Regions from separate parts of the Homo sapiens genome. Here region 1 is linked to region 2. A link is a loop called in an ENCODE intact Hi-C map of the cell type or tissue named here. Cell type or tissue: K562. All regions are shown on one strand.

Evidence for each region. A loop is a pair of places that touch in the nucleus more often than their neighbours do. Peaks named below come from ENCODE experiments on the same cell type or tissue, not always from the same donor. Only the 100,000 strongest peaks of a DNase experiment are listed, where the experiment ranks them.
Region 1: a loop joins it to region 2, with 9 times the contacts of the local background. A loop is called at or near these places in 41 of 110 quality-filtered maps.

What each region holds. Positions count from the first base shown.
Region 1 is chr11:3,344,494-3,346,993 of GRCh38, forward strand. No RefSeq gene overlaps it. Among named protein-coding and RNA genes, the nearest start is that of ZNF195, 33 kb to the right of the region's middle. In K562, no CTCF peak of the experiment used is centred here; a DNase peak (open chromatin) is centred at 1,368.
Region 2 is chr11:3,407,893-3,410,392 of GRCh38, forward strand. It overlaps the pseudogene TSSC2 and the pseudogene FAM86GP. Among named protein-coding and RNA genes, the nearest start is that of ZNF195, 30 kb to the left of the region's middle. RefSeq lists enhancers at 1,394-1,894, 1,895-2,395. In K562, a CTCF peak has its summit at 1,024 (motif pointing left); a DNase peak (open chromatin) is centred at 997.

The sequences.
Region 1 (2,500 bases), 63 kb before region 2:
ATAATCACAGATTGTTGTTTAGCCAGTATCTATAAACATTAACTTTTGAAAACCAATATTCACCTCTGCCGAAACGGGGAACTTCATGTCAGATTTTCAAAGTCCATACAGATTTGCATAACATAGTCTCCTTGGAATTATGATTGAAACTGTGAGAATTGAGGTCAGTTAAAAACACGATACCAAGTAACCACTAAAAAGAGTTCACCTTCATATTTTAGAGCATTGCACCTGAAGCACTCAGGAGCACCCTTGGAAATCCACATGGAAGGCAATACAAACTTCCTGGAATGTATGGCCACCACCACACAAGGCACACATATTATTTTACAAACACTGGATTTACAAGTATTGGGGGAGAAAATAAATTCAAAATGCAACTAAGACCAATCCACATACCAAGACTCAGTTTTGTGCAAATCAAACCTCTCTAGAAAGCAGCCTCTGAGCTCTGTGGCACTTTTGTCTTCAGCCTCACAGCGGAGGTGAGTGCAGCCTGGGCTCCTGGGAGAGATGCACTGTCGCTGAGTAGCCTCCATCTGAAAGGAGGCAGGAGCTCTGGGCACAATGGTTAATTAAAGATGTGGATCAAATGCACAAGAAGGACAAAGGTCATCTTGTCACTGACCAGGAAAACATCCTCCGTCTTGGGCACTCTTGTCACATCTGACAATTATCTGGATGCAGGTTATCAGTAGCGGGCTCCTACCCAGATTAGGTCCAATGGGGCCAGGAAAAGCTTAGGTTCTGACAGTCGACGGCCATGAGCAAGGGTGGACGTGGAAAATGCAATGAGGAAAATGTATCCAAGTCTTCAAAGGTGAGGTAGGGAAAGAGAGTGTAACTGATCTATGAAAAGGCAGCCAGATAAAGGCAAGAACATTCCAACCAAGATCATCAAGACACTTCCTCCTTCATAGACTCAAAAGAATCAAGAGACTCTTCTTTGATTGGAGTTGGAGGCACTCATGTGGGGTGAGTCTGCCTTGACGCAGTGGTTGCTCCCCATCACTGGGCTTCTCCAGCTCCCTCTCTGAGAATCTGGTGCATGCCACTCAGAACAAATACCCTCATCTCTATAAGATGCCCTCTCCTGAGCATAGTGGAGAGGTTTTATAATGTGAGGGTGAAACCTTTCAAAGTAGAAACCTGTGATTTCTTTCCATTTGGACAATTATAAGGACTTTAAGACCCTTTCTGCTTTGGGTAAATCAACCATCTGCACAAGACACGTTTTACAGAACAAAGGACAATAGAGTCCTCATTCACATCCTGGTCATGTCACTCCTGGTGACTCCGCATTGCAAACATCCCAGCAGGGTGCAGTTCTTTTCTCTCCCATCCGATGGGCTTCTGGGGCCCCATCACTCTGATTGGACACGGACTCCCTGGAGGCAGCTCCCAAGAGCAGAAGACACAGATGACTCAGAAGTTCCTAGAAAGTCATCAAACCAGATGACACAGAACTCAAATGACATTTCACTTCGTTTTGTATGAGACAAGGTCTCACTCTGTTGACAAGGCTGTAGTGCAGTGGGGCGATCCTGGCTCACTGCAACCCTCACCTCCTGGGGCCAAGCGATCGTCCCACCTCAGCCTCTCAAGTAGCTGGGACTACAGGCGCTCGCTGCCACGTCTAATTGTTTGAATTTTTTGTAGAGATGGGGTTTTGCTATGATGCCCAGGCTGGTCTCAGATTCCTGGACTCAAGCGATCTGCCCACCTTGGGCCCCGAAAGTGCTGGGATTATGGGCGTGAGCTGTGTTATTTCATGCCCCGTGACAGCCCAACGAAAAGGAAGGAACCCCGCGGGTCCATAGTGTACTCACGTGGCTGGACTGATGGCTGGGAAACCCCAGCACGAGGAACCAAAAGAGCAGCCACCGCAGCCGCATGTCCTGGTCCTCTCAGGGCGCCCTGAGGTGGCCAGGGCACAGGTGGGGGTGGCTTAGGGCTGGGGGAGGGAAGGGGATAGGGATGGGGATGGGGATGGGATCGCAGTTGGGGAAGGGAAGGGAGAGGAGAGGAGGGGAGGGGACTGAAGGGGGGCTGTTGGGCACCTGGAGGAGGAGGAGGTGGAGGAGAAAGGGGTCTGGGAAAGGAACCAGTTCAAACTAAGTCCTCAAGCCCTGGTGGGAGGTTCAGCTACAGGTCAGTGGGACAGTCGATCAGCAGAGCAGCAGGACGCATGGGGTAGAGTAGCGGGAGGCTCCGGAGCAGTTGGAGGGAGACCAGGGCTCTGGTTTCCACCAAACCAGCTCCTGTCTGGGAGCTGCGTCAGCAACCCTGGGGCTTTATCCTCCCTCTCCACCAATCCCCGGCCCTGGTGGGTGGTGCCTCACAGTGGACATTCCTGGAGGTGCCCGTTTTCTTCCAACATCCCTCCGCTCCCCGACCTGGGCTGGGCAAAACAGAGACCTCATCTCTACAAAATTTTAAAAGTTAGCCAGGCATGGTGGCATGCAGCTCTGGTCCCAGCTACTCAGAAGGCTGAGGTGGG
Region 2 (2,500 bases):
GGACACACCCCCACCTGCCCTCTGGATTTATGGAGCTGACATTCCACAAATGATGCTGGAGCCGGGTGGGCCGGGCTGCAGTTTAGGAAGTGATCAGGGTCAGGTAGGTGCGTGGGCAAAGGGAGCTTCTGGGACCAGCCTTGAAAGATGGGTGGAATTCTGCAAAGGTTACTTGTTTCTTATTGCTAAAAGTAATACATCATTCTTGCCAACAGAATGATTGGCAGGATTTTCAGTAAAGGTCCAGGTCAGAAGTCATTTAGACTGGGTCCCCCAGTCTCTGTCAGAACCATGGTACTCTGTTGTGGTGTGAAAGTAGCCACAGATCATCTGTCGATTAAGGGGTGTGGCTTTGTTCGAATAAAACTTTATTTACAAACACAGGCTGTGGGCTGGATTTGGCCTGCAGGCTGTAGTTTGTGATCCTTGATTCAGACAGTTTAGCAAGGCTGAAAAGAACACCGACACCCCCTTGTTACCCACAGATGGGTGGGACTTGGCCGGAGGCCAAGAGGAGGGTGCTCGCAGGGGAACATACAGCATGTAGAGGCCAGGAGGTGCTCCAGGGCACCAAGTGTGGGAAAGTGGGACATACGGGGAAGTTTCCAGAAAGCATGATGTCAAGTTGGAGGCAGAGCGCTGCTGGGGCATGAAGAGTCTCGAGTCCAAGTGAGGGAGTTAGGAACTTGGGAGGGGTTGTTGTTGGGTAGGGGACCTGGGGTCAGCCAGGTGGTGACATGGGATGGGGTGGGGACAGGCAATGAGGTAAGCTCTGCTCTTTATTTTTTTGCAGGTGCTTTTCTCAAACTTTCCTGATCCTGCGGGCAAGCTAAACCAGTTCCGGAAGAACCTGCGGGAGTCGCAGCAGCTCCGATGGGATTAGAGCTGGGTGCAGACTGTGCTCCCTTTGGTTATGGACACATAACTCCTGGGCCAGAGGCTAAAACCCCGGGACCCCTGCTGTCCTTCCCACAGCTTCTTCTCAGAGTCTCAGGGCAAATCCTTTCGAGCAGCGCCTCCCAGTGGCCAGAAGCTGAAATGATGGCAGTAGTGCCACCTGGTGAATGAATTGGTTCTGTGACCCGGGAAGCTGTGCTTGGCTCTGATTTCTTTTCTGGAGGCTCGGAAACACTTCCTCTCTTCTTCTGTTCTTCACGCCCCATGCCCCTGCTAGCGTATTACTGTTCTGTGACTTCCCTGTGACCTCTGCAGTACTCCTCATCCTGCGTTTGGTCTCCAGGTGTCACCTTTCTGCCGTGTTCCTAACATTTTGATTCCTGTCTTGAAAAAAGCACCTGCTGCACCATAAGCCCAGGGATGTGGCAGCTGCAGCGGGCTTGGCTTTGTGAAGAACCGAGTGTGTCCAGGGATGTGGCAGCTGCAGCGGGCTTGGCTTTGTGAAGAACCGAGTGTGTCCAGGGATGTGGCAGCTGCAGTGGGCTTGGCTTTGTGAGGAATCGAGTGTGTCCACCGATGTGGCAGCTGCAGCGGGCTTGGCTTTGTGAAGAACCGAGTGTGTCCACCGATGTGACAGCTGCAGCGGGCTTGGCTTTGTGAAGAACCGAGTGTGTCCACCGATGTGGCAGCTGCAGCGGGCTTGGCTTTGTGAGGAACCGAGTGTGTCCAGGGATGTGGCAGCTGCAGCGGGCTTGGCTTTGTGAGGAACCGAGTGTGTCCAGGGATGTGGCAGCTGCAGCGGGCTTGGCTTTGTGAAGAACCGAGTGTGTCCAGGGATGTGGCAGCTGCAGCGGGCTTGGCTTTGTGAAGAACCGAGTGTGTCCAGGGATGTGGCAGCTGCAGTGGGCTTGGCTTTGTGAGGAATCGAGTGTGTCCACCGATGTGGCAGCTGCAGCGGGCTTGGCTTTGTGAAGAACCGAGTGTGTCCACCGATGTGGCAGCTGCAGCGGGCTTGGCTTTGTGAGGAACCGAGTGTGTCCAGGGATGTGGCAGCTGCAGTGGGCTTGGCTTTGTGAGGAACCGAGTGTGTCCAGGGATGTGGCAGCTGCAGCGGGCTTGGCTTTGTGAGGAACCGAGTGTGTCCACCGATGTGGCAGCTGCAGCGGGCTTGGCTTTGTGAGGAACCGAGTGTGTCCACAGATGTGGCAGCTGCAGCGGGCTTGGCTTTGTGAGGAACCGAGTGTGTCCACGTTGGGGGGAACATCATACTTGATACACACGTTTTTATTTGCACAAAGAAAATGCTATTTTTGGAGCCAGAGTTTTCATGTCTGATTGATGGCGATTTTCTTAAGAACCAGAACTGCTGGCAGAAAGGGAGCACCCACAAGCTTAGATAGCCGATGTCTTATCAGAGGGCAGTTTGTGGTTCCTGATTTGGAAATTAACATTCTCCAAACATTCCAGTCCAATGAAAGTTTTATCCGCTTTCCCATATAAAAACTCTTCCCACGAGAGTGACTTGATTCTCACAATCCCGTTGGAGTCGTGTGTGAGTCCTACAGTGTGAGGTTCAGCATTGCCATCTCCAAGTGCTCTTCGT